5 separate regions of the Homo sapiens genome follow, and regions 2, 3, 4 and 5 are each linked to region 1. Evidence: chromatin contacts called from ENCODE Hi-C or POLR2A ChIA-PET data. All regions are on one chromosome and are shown on one strand. The core of a region is the stretch at or near the end of the contact, and the rest is flanking DNA. Distances in the headings are between cores, read along the strand shown.

Region 1 (2,858 bases), core at 199-2,698:
AGAATTACTTTATAATTCTCTAAAGTAAAAACCCTTATGGAGGAGGTGGATAGAATCCCAGACTATTAAAAATACTTAACCAAAATATGCTTTAACTTTTCCCTTGTCCACAATCTAACAAAATGGGAAGACAATGAAAATAAACACTCCTGTCTACACTCAGAGAGGCAAAGAAAGCTCCCATTCAGTAGTAAGCCTTATTCCACTGGAAAACATACTCCTGAAAAGTAAATCCAAAACCACGAGCTCAAACTGCTTCATGCAGAATTTACTGAACGGCGGCCAAACGCTGAACACACTGTCCTGAACCACACTGAAGGGTATCTACAATTCTGCATCTCCGCTTACAACTTGAAACTTACTACGCTTTCGCCACCACTGCAGAACCCGATTTTAGAGACTACGATGGTCCTGCCGGTTCGTTAATCGAAGAAAGCCACTCTGCACCCTGACGCTCGTAGTGTCTTTTTGGTAATACTGGTTTTTGACTCTTATACTGTGACCGGTGCACCTTTTTGGACGACCAATAAGGCGGAAGACGTTTTCACGTCCCAGAACAGAAGAGCATAAGGAGCCCTGGCACAGCGTTCAGCCGCTTCGGTATGGCCTGGGAGTGACGCGGATCACCTGTTAGACGGCGCTGCGCGGACTCCTCCACAAGCGGCCGACAGCGGCGATGCGGTTCCCCAACGCTTGTCCCGAGGCGGCAGGTGAAGGCGGGGACCGCCCGTCCACACCCGGAGCGCGGCCACCCCGCCACCATCCCCTTCACAGCCCCGCCAGGTGGGCGAATCCGCCCCGCGCCCGCGGCGTCCCGGCGCTCGGCTCGCCCTGGGGTCCGGTTGTCCCGGCGCCCGGACCCGAAAGCGAAGTTTGGCTCCCGCCCGCAGCGGTGCCGGCTGAGGGTCCGGCCGCCTGTCCGGGGAGAGCCGGGGGCCAGAGACCGGAGGCGGAGCGGGACCTGTCATCCCGGGCGGGAAACAAAAGCCCAGTGAGGACGGGCGGGCGCGACCCGCCTCGCCTCTGCCGGGAGAGGCCGGCGGGGGCGGAGAGCGGCGCCCGCGGTCACTAGTCTCCGCGCCTCCCGCGGGGAGCACCGGCCCCGCGGCCCCTGGGGCGCGGCGAGGGGCGCCGCAGTGGGGCCGAGGCCTCCCGCGCGCTCCCCTCGAGGCTTCCGGACCCCGCTCCCCCGCGACACGCGGCTCCTGGGCTGCGAAGCCGCGTGGGGGTGGGAGCTGAGGCAGCGAGTGCGACCGCGGCGGGACCTGGAAGGAGGGCGTTCGGCTCCCGGGGCGCCGCGGCCGGCCGCCCCATCTCCGTGGCCATGGCGCCGGTACCTGTCGCCGCGGGGGCTCGCCGACTCCGTCACTCTCCGCCTTGCCCGTGCTCCGCTAACCCTTCAGCCCGCCCAGCAGGCCGCCCGCGCGCCGGACACCGCCGCCCGAGACTGGCAGCGCCCGCGAGCCGGCCCGAATCCCCGGGGCAGCGCCCGGCGCCGTCCCGCCCCAGCCGGCCGCAGGACCCGCCTTCCATAGGGCCCCGGGGCTGTCAGTCCGCCCCCAAAAGGCGCGCGGGCTGTCGATCCGCCTGTCCGGATTGGTGGCCGCGCGCCGTCCATGCAAATGAGGCCCCGCCCCCATCATTTGCTCCTCCACCTCCCCACGCCAGCCCACGTGTCTGGCCCTTGCCCTTTGTGGGGGCCATAGAGAAGGGATGGTGGAAACTGACACCCCCTCACATCTCTTACCTCCCGAGAAATTAATGCCTAAGCAAGCTAGTTGACTTCCCATCTGTATCGTCTCTCTGAAGGCACTGCCCCTCCTATCTGTCCACAGGGCCTACCTAGAGGCCGGAGAGGGGCAGGCCAGGCTGTTTGTTAGGTCAGCTGGCCAGGTTAGCCCTAGGAAGCAACCCCATTAAGTCTAAGATGCCCAGTCGGGACTGGGGAAATCCCACCTCGAGAACCAATTTAGCAGATATCACCTCCCTCTGGACACCCAGTGACTGTAAAGACCATACTTTCTCTTGGCTTGCTACCTTTCAAGCAGGAGATCCCAGGAGATTAAAACAGGAAGAGGCCTTACGGCTGAGTTCGGCCAGGTGGGGTGGCTCACGCCTGTAATCCCAGCACTTTGGAAGGCCGAGGTGGGCGGACCACGAGGTCAAGAGATCGAGACCATCCTAGCCAACATGGTGAAACCCCGTCTCTACTAAAAATACAAAAATTAGCTGGGCTTGGTGGCGCGCGCCGTCCCAGCTACTCGGGAGGCTGAGGTAGGAGAATCGCTTGAACCTGGGAGGCAGAGGTTGTAGTGAGTCGAGATCACGCCACTGCACTCCAGCCTGGTGACAGAGCAAGACTCCATCTCAAAACAAAAACAAAAACAAAACGGCTGAGTTCTTCCGCCAACTCCGAAAGGTAGACTGCCAACCAGATGGCTACCTCTGAGTTACTCCCATAGAGATGCAGGAGCTGCACCTGGGCCTTAGGGAATCTCTAATCAACTCTCTCATTTTTAAGGAAACAGAAACCTGATGTCCCATAGCTAGTTACACGTGGGACCTAATAGTTACCTATGGAAACCTAATATCCCATAGCCAGATTAGAACTCATGTCTCCTGGCTCCAAACCTGCTCTCTTTGCACTATACTGCATTCAAACATTTATGAAGAGCCTCGTCCAGAAATCGCCATGCTGCCTTCAAGAGATGATGCCTGGGCGCCGGGCGCGGTGGCTTACGCCTGTAATCCCAGCACTTTGGGAGGCCGAGATGGGCGGATCACCTGAGGTCGGGAGTTCGAGACGAGCCTGACCAACATGGAGAAACCCCGTCTCTACTAAAAATAATTTTAAAAAA
Region 2 (2,858 bases), core at 111-2,610, 240 kb before region 1:
TGCTTACCTGAAACAGAAGGTGTCTGGAAGAAACTTCTTTCTTGCTATTTTGGCATTTGCAAAGCAGCCATTATCTAAGAAATATCACTAGTCTTTCCCGACATCTCCCTTGAAATCATTTTGGCTCAAATGGAGATCAGATCAAGCTCAAGATACTCCCATGGCTTTCCATACTATTCAGAGTGAAAGCCCAACTCCTTTCTGTGACCTCAGGCCTCTTAAGATCTGACCTGGTTCCCACTCTGATCTCAACTCCTATTACTATCCAGCAAGTGCCCTCCGTTCCAGCCATGCTTTTGCCCCAGAGCCCCCCCGCCCTCCACAGGGAGGACTGAAATGGTCTTCTCACAGACTTCTATCTGGCTTGCCAACCTCATCTTCACATTCATCTTGCCTGACCACCCTATTTAAAAGCACTTCGTGCTGTGTGTCGGTGTTATGTTCTTTTTGAACACATCACAAACATTGTTTAATTAGCTTTCCGTCTCTCCCCAGTTGTGTGACAATGAGGGCCAGGATCTTTGTTTTGTTCCCAGTATCCCCAGTCCCTAGGTGCTCAGTAAACATTTCCTGAATGAAGGGCTGTGTGTGGCAGCAGAGCTGGGACAGGAAATACAAGCTAGCCCCCAAAGCAAGGTTTAGGAGGCACTGTGGGGCTCTTCTCGCTTATTTCCTACGCTTTGCAGTGATCCCACCCTTGGCTGGAAGCCAAGTTCTCCAGCGGACTTCCTTAAACTGAACCCTAGGAAGTGGAGCCACACCTGGCCCCCTATAAACGACCCAGAGCAAGGTTACTGCTTGGTCTTTGGGAGGAAGTTCAGAAGAAAGTCTTTGGCCGTATTAATAGTGTTAGGTTTTACTGTGACCATGTCATTCTCAGGGATGTTTGTATATCAAATACTATTTCTGGAGAGGACTGAAACCCAAATGATAGCACTTTTGGCCTGTGGAAGAGATGAAGCTAAGTGGGGTGGTAAATTGTGGTCAAATTCTATGGTGAAGTCCATGACAAGCAACATGCCGTCAGCGTAAATACAGCGCGGGTCCTCTAGCACAACAGAACCCCTGACATCCACTCCATTCCACTACTTTGGGGAGTGATGAAGAAAGGGAGAGGGTTGGGGTCGTCAGCGGCGGATCCACCCCTCCATCAACCCCCGCCCCCGCCCCGCTCCAGGCTCCCTGGCCCGACACCGCCCACAAACTAACCACTTGTTTTGTCCACGCCCCCTCCCATGGGCACGCCCCAGGCCTTGGCCCCGCCCACCTACTCCGGCTGGACTTGTGCCCGGCCCTGCCCCTTGCGACCGGCCCTCGCGCCGGCCTCACGTTCAGGCTCCGCCCCCGGCCGCGCCTCCCTCCTTCCCTTTCCGACAGCGCGGGAACGGCTGCGGCTTCGGGCGGCCGGGTTTCTCCGGTCTCCCAACGCCGAGGAGAGCTTGTAACAGGCGCTGGAGCTGGCCCGCCACCGCCGCGTCAGGGACGGCGCTGGAGTCCTCCGTTCCCCTCAGCCTCTGAGCTGAGGCCCCACACCAGAGTAGGGGGCGGCGCGGCACCCGTGCCCCGGCATGGCGACACCGGACGCGGGGCTCCCTGGGGCTGAGGGCGTGGAGCCGGCGCCCTGGGCGCAGCTGGAGGCCCCCGCCCGCCTCCTGCTGCAGGCGCTGCAGGCGGGGCCTGAGGGGGCGCGGCGCGGCCTGGGGGTGCTCCGGGCGCTGGGCAGCCGCGGCTGGGAGCCCTTCGACTGGGGTCGCTTGCTCGAGGCCCTGTGCCGGGAGGAGCCGGTCGTGCAGGGGCCTGACGGCCGTCTGGAGCTGTAAGTCCTCGCCCGCGGCCCCTTAGCAGGTATGGGAGGCGGGGGGCTGTCGGGGGAACGACACACACAGAGGTGAAATAAGCCCCTTCAGCGACGGCCTGCCGCGCACCCTATGAGCAGGGGCACCCTTCACTGAGCACTTGCTGTGTGCGGGACATCGAGGATCCGGGAACTCGAGGCACACGCCTTCTGTTCGCTGTAAGGTATAGTGATGATAAGTGGAGGCAAATCACTTTTGATCGCGTACTTCCATCTCTAAAAAACTGGACTCGTACGTCCAGTGTAAGTATACTTATGTATAAAGTGTACACATGTGTTAAAATACGTACATTTTAAAGTACAAAAATAGATACTTAAAACGTGATGGTGGAATACGTATCCGCTATCCTGGTGGCTGTATGCTCTGCTTTTCAAAGCATAACGTTCACTTTAAGGCAAGATTGCTTTCTCTAAGAATGGTAACTGTGAATCCATATTTTAGTGTTCTTGATAATTTCTGGCTCTTGGATGACATTGAACTTTTTTTTTAACCTCTCTGTGGCTGACGAAGGATTCCTACTAGGAGCAGAGGTGTCGGCCCTGCCATTTTATTTGGTTGTGTTTCTGTTATTGATATTATCTCCAATTTTTTGGCAGGCATTCTTTTAAGCCACGTGCTTATTTGTGAGGACAACTTTTGCTTAAAAAAAAAAGAGTACAGTATCTACAGATGCACTTAACTAGCAAAGTTAACTAAAACACACAGAAAAATGAGTGGGTGAGGTGCCATGTTCAGCTCCTAGTGGGGCCAGCCTTCCACTCCTCTTGGATACCCCTCCCCCATAATTTATGCTGGAAACCATCCAGATGCTAAATATTTCTAATGCTTAATTTCTTATGTTTTAGATAAATAGGGGAAAATGGGAGTTCCAATATTTTCTTCCTACACTCCACTTTGAATTTCTTTCAGGAGATGGGTCAGGAGAACTTGTCTGAATCCCCAAATTGGAAGCTATAGAAATGTTTGCCCAGCTATCTGGCTTATTCTGGATAGAGTAAGGAG
Region 3 (2,858 bases), core at 156-2,655, 230 kb after region 1:
TGAACTTGCCACGATAGCACTAAACTACTGTTATGCATCCTACTGATAAAACTGGACATGTGGCGCTTAATACGCCAAACCAGAATCATCAATGTTTGTTAAAGAACTCTCCCGTTACTATTGTGATGTCCACTCCGGAAGATTATCTGCATCTGGTTGAGGTTTAGACAGAAGAGAAGCAGTTAACAGACACCGACTGTATACACAGCGGTCTGCCGGCACACTGCAAAAAAGCCGATACGCCTTACAGGCTCAGGAAGTTGACTAACCCAGGGAAAAGCCCCATGCCCTCCTCTATGAAAGGGAGTGTGTGGTTGGTAGAACCCAAAGTAAACACGGAAAAATTCATTCAAGAATTTCCTTAAGGCCTACCGTGAAGACGTCGGAGGCAAGTTAAGACGTTGGGGAGCAGGTAAGAGAGACCAGAGTTCAGAAACAGACCGATAATGATCTACCAGCTCCGGTGGGGAGGTCCAAGCTAGGGGAGTTTGTGCCTCCTCTGTGGAGTTGGGGAGGAAAGGTACCGGGCGGGCTCTGGTCCTCCTCCGACAGCCCTTTCCAGCAGGCCCGGGGCTGCTAAGACCCAGGCCTGGCGTTGAGCAACAGCAGCTCTCTTCCACATGGTTGCTGGAGAGCGACCCTCCGAGCTGCCCCGAGGCCATGTGGCTGCAGCCACAGGGTGCCCAAACCCGGTGCACGTTCAAGACGTGAAACCAGAGCAGAGAAGGTGCCGGAGGAAAATCCAAAGAATGGGATGTTGGGGTACAAGACTCACTTCCTTTGGGCTTTGTCCTTCTTGGCCTTGGTCCTTTTCTTTCGGGCCTGGAGCGCAAGCACTGCAGGAGAGAGGGATGGATGAAGGGCGAATGTGGAGGAAAGGAGGCGACCAAGGTGAGGGTGGAGACCCAGCAGGGGCGCCAGGCCCGGCTGCGGGGCCTGCCTCGGGGGCGGCTGCGGGCTCCGGCGAGGCGGCCGGCCGTGGGGCTGGCGGCCCACGGGGCGCAGAGCAGCGCCCGGGCGGGATGCGCCGGAGGGGTCTCAGGCCGGGTCAGGGGGCGGGCGGGTGGGGGTCTGCGTCGCCCGCCAAGGGCCGGGCCCTGGAGTGGCCCCAAGGCGCGAGCCGGCCTGGCGGGGAACAAGGGGCGGCTACGGCCGGCGCCAGAGGACGCCCGGACTGAGGGGCGCGGACCCGCAGCCCAGAGGCAGGGGGTGTGGGGCGGCGCCACCTCAGTGGAGGGGCGCCGCACGTCCGGGAACCGAACCGCGGCAGTTAAGCGAAGCTCCCGGCGCTGACCCGGGCCTCGCCCCGGCGACCATTGCCCCTCGTGGCGGAGGCCGCTCCACCGCTCACCTTTCCGCTCCATGGTGAGACCGGTAATCGCCAGGCGCCTGCGCACTCGAGTGGCGGCGACTCCCGCTCCCGCCGCGGCCCAAAACCGAGCCCGCTCACACTCCGCCCTCAGTCCCGCCCCACCCCCGCCCCACGATGCCGCGCGCTTGCGCGTTGGGCGCGGAGCCTACCACCTGCTCCCGAGGAGGGGGCGGCAAGGAGAGGGAGGGGGCGCAGCGGGGAGGAACGCCGGGGTGAACGTTGAAGGAGTGTTAGAGATCCAAGCTTGGAAACCTGGCAAGGTTAGTTTTGTTCTATTTGTTTAGAAAAGGCGCAGAGAGCGGCAGGGCTCTCTGCATGCTGCTGAGTCAGAGCTTCGGAGGCAACTGGGATCTGCCTCAGTTTCCTGGCCTGTAAAATGGATTAATCAGGCATGTCCCAGTTTCTCCTTCCCTGAGCTATTGTGAGCCCAGTTGAGATACTATTTAAAGAAAATGGAAAAAAATTACATGTGAGAAAGAAAAGGGAGTGGGAGCAACACAAAAAGACTGGAAGGAAAGAACCTGTGACCCTATTATCACTTGAAAAGTAAAAACTTCAAAAGTGAATTTTCTCTTGAAATTTCAAGTTTAAGTGAAAGCTGTAAAGGAAAGAAGGGGAAATGAGAATAAAAACGTTTAATGTTTTCTTATTCTACCACCTTCAATACATGATAAAGCTGTCTTGTTTATAAGTTTTTTTTGTTTTTATTTTCTAAGTGCATTATCTCATTTGATGTTTATGGCAACTTAAAGGCAAAATAGTTATTACTTCCATTACACAAAGACACTAAACTTAAGAGGGCCTGCCTATATGTTCAGAATCTTGGTGTACGACCCAGTTATTTAATCATGAAGCCCTTATTGTATAGCAGGCTCAGCAAAGTTTTTCTTTGGGCCGTACAGTAAATATTTAGGCTTTGTGGACCATAAGATCTCTTTCTCAGCTACTCAACTCTGCCATTGGAGCTCAAAAGCAGTCATAGAAAATATGGGCTGTGTTCCTATAAAGATTTATGTATGGACACTGAAATTTGAATTTCATATAATTTTCACGTCATAAAATGTTCTTCTATTGATTTAAACATGGTCTTTGTTAGGTTTTGAAGGGAAGGTGAGGGTTAAAGAAAGACAGAGAGAGCAGTCTTGCTCTGCTGCCTAGGCCGGAGTACAGTGGCATGATCTCGGCTCACTGCAGCCTGGACATCCAGGGCTCAAGTGATCCTCCCACCTCAGCCTCCCAAGGTGCTGGAATTACAGGTGTGAGCCACTGAGCCAGGCCCTTTTGATCTTTTTTCAACCGTTTCAACGGTTATTCTTATTTCAGATCTTAGTTTACCAACCCATGTTGTAAAGTACCGCAGCTGGACAGAGTGGAAGCTCTGAAGACCTTTGCTCTGAACAAGTAATTGAGAAGGGAAGATGAGAGGGCAATAGTACAGCACAAGTCAAGCATGGGGGCTTTGGCAGAACTTATTGAGCAAAGTAAG
Region 4 (2,858 bases), core at 175-2,674, 220 kb before region 1:
CAGGAGGTCTGGGGTACCAGTGGGCTCAGATGAAGCTCTTGTGCTCATGTATATTATGACCTTCTGTGTTTTTGTTTCTGACTTGAATAATTTATCAATGGTGTTGAATAAAAGCAAGTTCAATAATGTCTTTTTCTTTTTTTTTTTTCGAGTCTGAGTCTCGCACTGTCGCCCAGGCTGGAATGCAATGGCATGATCTCGGCTCACTGCAACCTCTGCCTCCCCAGTTCAAGCGATTCTCCTGCCTCAGCCTCTTGAGTAGCTGGGATTACAGGCGCATGCCACCATGACCCGCTCATTTTTGTATTTTTAGTAGAGACGAGGCTGGTCTCAAACTCCTGACCTCAGGTGATCCGCCTGCCTCCCAAAGTGCTGGGATTACAGGCGTGAGCCACCACGCCTGGCCAATGTCTTATTAGAAGCAGTACCTTCCTTCCCATGAATTCTGGGTATTGAGCCCATCCGCACCCCCTCCACTTCCCTGCTCAATGACAAGGAACATCTTTTTCCTGGTGAGGGGAAGGGTGTAGGGTATCTTATTCACCCTCTGAGGGCCAAATAATGTGTAATACCACCCACCCCATCCTATAGGAGCTGCCCCCACCAGGCAGGGGGGTAGGTGAGAATGGGCATCTTAAAGGTGGGAGTGACTCAGTCTGGAGTTCGGGAAGGGTTTTGGGCAGATGAATCCGAGGAGAGATCTGAAGGGCTCTGGGGGTTACTGTGGCTAAGAGGATGAGACCCATTGGACAGAGGAAAGAGCAGAGAAGACACCTTATGGGTGTGCAGTGCTGTGTGCCTGTTTTACATCCTTGTATTCCTGTAGCACCTGGCTAGACGCCTTATTCATAGCAGTCACACTTAAAACGTAGATGTTATCAAATTAACTATCAAGTGAAAGTTCACTTAAGGACTTTCCCAGCTCTTCCCCTCTGCAGGCGTTGAAAGGACAGGAACAGAACTTTCCGGACACTTCCCTTACCACGAGTCCACGTTAGAGCAAGGTGCTGAGGGAGGGAGGTCGGGCCAGGCTTCCTTTTGAGAACATAAGCTGGTGCGGAGGGCGCGAGGGGAGAGGGGTTTGAGGGACAAGCGTGCCGGAATCCACGCTGTCAGTGAACATCACTGGGCTGTACCAGTACGTGTGACTACCGAAGCTCGAGCCCCGAACCCAGCCGCTTCCCTAGGGGTCCAGCAGCAGCGGGCGCGAATCGGCACATTACCGGGGGACCGCGGGGCGCTCAGGACTGCGACAACTCTGTGGGTTACCGCGCCGGCCTAGCGGCCCAGCGACGCCCCCCAGCGGCCAGAGAAGGCCGCGCTTCTCGGGGTTGGCCCACCCAACCGCTCTGCGGGTAGGACCGAGGAGCAAAGCATTATCGCGAGATCAGGGCCACTATTTGAGCGCATGCGCAAGACATGCTAGTCTCTTTTCCGGTTAGCGCGGCGTGAGAAGCCATGAGGTGAGTTGGTCCTGAAAGCCCTATCCGCGTTCATCCGCGCCTTCAGGTGCCCCGCCGAGGGTTCGGATCCTGTAGGCCGCGCCGCGGACCCTTGCGCCACCTGCGCCGCGGGGCATTTCTCAAGGCGGGTCGGCCTGCGGGTCGCCCTTCCTACCAGGTCCGATCACTGAGAGCCTCCCTCTTCCACCGGGGCTTGGGTCTGGGTCTGAGCTCCCGTCGCTCTACTTGGTGTCCGGAATCTACGGGGGAGTCCGCCGTGGGCCGCCCGCCCGTCTCGAAGCCTAGACCTCGGAGGCTTCCAGGCAGTCCGAGCGTGTGGACTCCGCGGCCCTGAGCGCCCTGTCGCTTCTCTCCCGCAGCAGCAAAGTCTCTCGCGACACCCTGTACGAGGCGGTGCGGGAAGTCCTGCACGGGAACCAGCGCAAGCGCCGCAAGTGAGTGCCGACCCTGGGGCACGGCGCGGGTGGCGAGGGCCGGCGGGTGCTTAACCCCCCTCCTCTCTCGAAGGTTCCTGGAGACGGTGGAGTTGCAGATCAGCTTGAAGAACTATGATCCCCAGAAGGACAAGCGCTTCTCGGGCACCGTCAGGTTGGCACCGTTCTGATCCCACCCAGCCCTCAGTGCCCCCGTGCTTGCCCCTCCCCTGCAGGCTCCCGCTGAGCCGGAGGCGGGCACGTCGGTACTGATGTGCTAGGGTAGTTCAGACCCCCTGCTCCGGGCAGGCGCGGCTGGACGGACCCCCACCCTGGGTCTTAAAACATGAGGGGAGGCGTGGGTAGGCCTCGGCCGAGCCCGCCGGCCAGCCTGAGAAGCCAGGCTGGCTGCTGGTGAATGTGAACGCTCCGGGTAAGGCTCGGTGGCTGCTGCGGTCCCAGACCCTTCACCGGCCCTTGGGACCCAGGGCTAGGCGTAACCTGTTGGTGCTGTCCCCCAAAACGCAGGCTTAAGTCCACTCCCCGCCCTAAGTTCTCTGTGTGTGTCCTGGGGGACCAGCAGCACTGTGACGAGGCTAAGGCCGTGGATATCCCCCACATGGACATCGAGGCGCTGAAAAAACTCAACAAGAATAAAAAACTGGTCAAGAAGCTGGGTGAGTCCGGCCGCTGTGGTTTTGCATGTGAGATGTGTGGTGGGGGCGGTAGAAAGGCTTTTCTGCCATTTTCGATTTTTAAATGATGAGGGGCCTAGAATAGCAAAGGATCGGCGGTGGTTGCCTAGCTTGCCTGAGTGCTGTTTTAGCTTTGGGGTGGTTTGATGTTTGTATTGCTATGAGGATTCCAGTTGATGAGGGAGGCCAGGCATTGTAAGTTGACCAGCCAGGTGCTGGTGAACTATGATTTGGAAATCTTTACGCTGCGTTGTTTAGGCAGTGGCATTAGACTGCTTTTACAGGTA
Region 5 (2,858 bases), core at 218-2,717, 150 kb before region 1:
CAATCAGTTTCATTAGACTTATCTCTCTCTCTCTGTCCCTTCTGTAATTTTCCTTCCTGTTCTGGAACACTTTGCTTAGTTTTTTGCTTCCTCTGCAGCTAAGAGCTCCTGCCTGCTCCACTCTGTCCTCTTATTCATTCTCTCTTGAGTCGGTGCCTCGTGCAGAGCCCCTCCTCTGCTGATGCAGTATTTAAGGGTCTCTGTGGCAAGGTTCTACACTCCTTCTCCACTGCCATGGTGGCCAAATGCTTTGTGTGTGATGTCTGCTCTTGTCCAGCTCACACCTCACCACTCAGTTTGCATTCGAAATGGCCTCTTTTTCAAGTACAGTGTTTCTTTTTTTATTTTTATTTTTTAATTATTTATTTATTTTTTTTGAGACAGAGTCTCACACTGGCTCCCAGGCTGGAGTGCAGTGGCGCGATCTCAGCTCACTGCAACTTCTGCCTTTTGGGTTCAAGCGATTCTCCTGCCTCAGCCTCCCGAGTAGCTGGGATTATAGGCACCTGCCACCATGCCTGGCTAATTTTTGTATTCTTAGTAGAGATGGGGTTTCACCATGTTGGCCAGGCTGGTCTATGAACTCCCGACCTCAGGTGATCTGCCTGCCTCGGCCTCCCAAAGTGCTGGGATTACAGGCGTGAGCCACCGCGCCCGGCCAGCATAATGTTTTTAAAGATTTATCCTTGTTGTCTATATAGGAGCATTTTGTATTGCTGAGTGGTATTCCACTGGGGGGATATGCCTCAGTTTGGTTATCCATTCTCCTGTTGATGGACATTTGAGTTTTTTTCAAGTACAACTTTATTATTATTTTTATTTTTATTTGAGACAGAGTCTTGCCCTGTTGCCCAGGCTGGAGTGCAGTGGCATGATCTCGGCTCACTGCAACCTCTGCCTCCCGGGTTCAAGTGATTCTCCTGCCTCAGCCTCCCCAGTAGCTAGGATGACAGGTGCCCACCACCACACCCAGCTAATTTTTATATTTTTAGTAGAGATGGGGGTTTCACCATGTTGGCCAGGCTGGTCTTGAACCCCCGATCTCAAGTGATCCACCCGCCTTGGCCTCCCAAAGTGCTGGGATTACAGGCATGAGCCAGTGTGCCAGGCCATTTTTAATTTTTGTGTAGAGATGGGGTCTTGTTATGTTGACCAGGCTGGTCTGGAACACCTGGCCTCAAGCAATCCTCCCATCTCAGCCTCCCAAAGCGCTAGGATTACAGGTGTCTGCCACTACATCTGGCCAGCTTAAGTACAACATTTATTAACCAGTATTGTGTTCTTGAGTGATTGTTTTTTTCCTCCCTCTCCACTTTATTTCTTCCAGCTTCATCCTGGTTGCCTGTTAGAATCACCTGGGGAGCTTTTAAAATCCCAGTGATCAAGTGCCCCTCAGACCTCTTAGCCGAGGAATTCTGGGGGCGGGGCCCAGCATCAGTGTTTTTTCAAGCCCTTCCAGGTGACTTCAATGCACAGGCAGCGAGAACTCCTGCATGAAGGCTTCTGGAGAAGTAGGAAGGCTTAGAATGTCGCTCACTCATCTTTCACTTCCTGTAGCAACTGTTTCGTGCTCTTAAGTCTGGTATGTTTTGTTTTCTTGAATTTTAAGGTGTTCAGACTTAATCTTCTCTCGGCTTGGTTTTGGGGTTCATTAAGCGTTTCTCTTTTCCTTCCTAAAGCTTTACTAAATTTCTTATTATAATCTTTTCATGAAGTACTGGCTTTCCATGTCTTCTTTTTTTTTTTTTTTGGAGACAGGGTCTCACTCTGTCGCCCAGGCTGGAATGCAGTGGCGTGATCTTGGCTCACTGCAGCTTCCGCCTCCCGGGTTGGTTCAAGTGATTCTCGTGCCTCAGCCTCCGAGTAGCTGGGATTACAGGTGTGCGCCAGAAGACCCAGCTAATTTTTGTATTTTTAGTAGAGATGGGATTTTGCCATGTTGGCCAGGCTGGTCTCAAACTCCTGACCTCAAGTGATCCACCCACCTCGGCCTCCCAAAGTTCTGGGATTACAGGCGTGAGCCACTGAGCCATGCCTTCTTTACATTCTTTTCTTCCTCGGTTCCCCCAAATCAGGGGCAGATTTTCTCTCATGTTTGCTTCATATCCTTCTGATTGTAGGTAAAACAACCTCTTTGATAAATTCTCCCTCTGTAGCTTGATTTCTTCAAAATATATCATAACTTTTGCTCTTCTGCTAATAAAATGACATCTTTTACATAATTTATTTTTTAAAACATTTCTGCAGAGCCTGATGTTGAATCACTTCAGATCTTTTACTCTTTGTGGAAAAGAATGGTCCCCAAGAAGAAAATGGCAAATGCACCAATTCTCATTAGAGGCTCCCAAGGTGCCCCAGGAAAACCAGGGATTCCGAATCCAAAACAACTGCACTCTGGTTGGCTGGCAGATGGGCACCTCTTCTGTGTTGTTTCCCAGCCCTGTTCTCAAACACTGATGCCTTTCAGCTCGTGTGCAAACCACAAGCTTCTCCTGACAGGTGGAATTTCCTCAGGACTGTCCGTCTCAGGTCTTGTTCCGCCTTCTCTGGTGGCGTCCTGTCATTTCTCTTCTGGGCCCTGACCCTTGTGCTCTTATTCATGGTTGTTCAGTTCCAGTGTCCTCCGGATGTTGTTGCTTGCTCCTGCGTGGGTCTCAGGGCTGGCCAGTGACAACCTTTTCTCCCCTGCAGGTGCGTCCATGTCTGTCTGCACCTGGATGGCATCGCCTCTCCATCTCGAGGACGCCATCTGGAGGGGTGAGTTCCAGGGTCAGGGAAGGAGGGCAGGAGGGTGGAGGAGGACTGGGTAGCCTGGAGCAGGGGCCCAGGACCATGTTTAAGAGCTGGGGAGGAGGAGA

What was found. A loop is a pair of places that touch in the nucleus more often than their neighbours do. ChIA-PET counts read pairs that join two places held with the same protein, here RNA polymerase II (POLR2A). Pooled maps may share reads with other maps.
Region 2: a loop to region 1 is called in a map of CD8-positive, alpha-beta T cell, with 10 times the contacts of the local background. The contact joins the promoter of FANCE here to the promoter of FKBP5 in region 1. A Hi-C loop is called at or near these places in 2 of 168 maps with a recorded cell type or tissue (CD8-positive, alpha-beta T cell and naive thymus-derived CD4-positive, alpha-beta T cell) and 12 of 50 pooled maps. POLR2A ChIA-PET finds 5 or more read pairs at or near these places in 1 of 52 experiments (MCF 10A).
Region 3: a pooled map shows a loop between it and region 1 (8-fold over the local background). The contact joins the promoter of SRPK1 here to the promoter of FKBP5 in region 1. A Hi-C loop is called at or near these places in 3 of 37 single-sample maps with no recorded cell type and 8 of 50 pooled maps. POLR2A ChIA-PET finds 5 or more read pairs at or near these places in 2 of 52 experiments (GM12878 and T-cell).
Region 4: a loop to region 1 is called in a map of naive thymus-derived CD4-positive, alpha-beta T cell, with 2.6 times the contacts of the local background. The contact joins the promoter of RPL10A here to the promoter of FKBP5 in region 1. A Hi-C loop is called at or near these places in 1 of 168 maps with a recorded cell type or tissue (naive thymus-derived CD4-positive, alpha-beta T cell) and 13 of 50 pooled maps. POLR2A ChIA-PET finds 5 or more read pairs at or near these places in 5 of 52 experiments (A673, H1, HEK293 and 2 more).
Region 5: POLR2A ChIA-PET joins it to region 1 with 10 read pairs in OCI-LY7. The contact joins the promoter of LINC03135 here to the promoter of FKBP5 in region 1. POLR2A ChIA-PET finds 5 or more read pairs at or near these places in 3 of 52 experiments (A673, K562 and OCI-LY7).

What each region holds. Positions count from the first base shown.
Region 1 is chr6:35,687,467-35,690,324 of GRCh38, forward strand. FKBP5 (FKBP prolyl isomerase 5) reads right to left here and starts at 1,449. Exons shown (of 11, transcript NM_004117.4): 1 at 1,338-1,449. RefSeq lists enhancers at 389-458, 479-568 and a silencer at 829-1,678.
Region 2 is chr6:35,450,978-35,453,835 of GRCh38, forward strand. FANCE (FA complementation group E) reads left to right here and starts at 1,361. Exons shown (of 10, transcript NM_021922.3): 1 at 1,361-1,816. The coding sequence starts at 1,569. RefSeq lists a silencer at 1,012-1,911.
Region 3 is chr6:35,919,693-35,922,550 of GRCh38, forward strand. It overlaps SRPK1 (SRSF protein kinase 1), which reads right to left and starts at 1,406. Exons shown (of 16, transcript NM_003137.5): 1 at 1,352-1,406; 2 at 776-836. The coding sequence starts at 1,364. RefSeq lists silencers at 1,069-1,658, 1,689-1,748.
Region 4 is chr6:35,466,977-35,469,834 of GRCh38, forward strand. It overlaps RPL10A (ribosomal protein L10a), which reads left to right and starts at 1,425. Exons shown (of 6, transcript NM_007104.5): 1 at 1,425-1,463; 2 at 1,823-1,897; 3 at 1,971-2,051; 4 at 2,405-2,553. The coding sequence starts at 1,459. FANCE (FA complementation group E) reads left to right here. Exons shown (of 10, transcript NM_021922.3): 10 at 1-126. RefSeq lists enhancers at 865-914, 1,191-1,747, 1,925-1,994, 2,055-2,154.
Region 5 is chr6:35,542,177-35,545,034 of GRCh38, forward strand. It overlaps LINC03135 (long intergenic non-protein coding RNA 3135), which reads left to right and starts at 1,468. Exons shown (of 3, transcript NR_187689.1): 1 at 1,468-1,582; 2 at 2,692-2,757.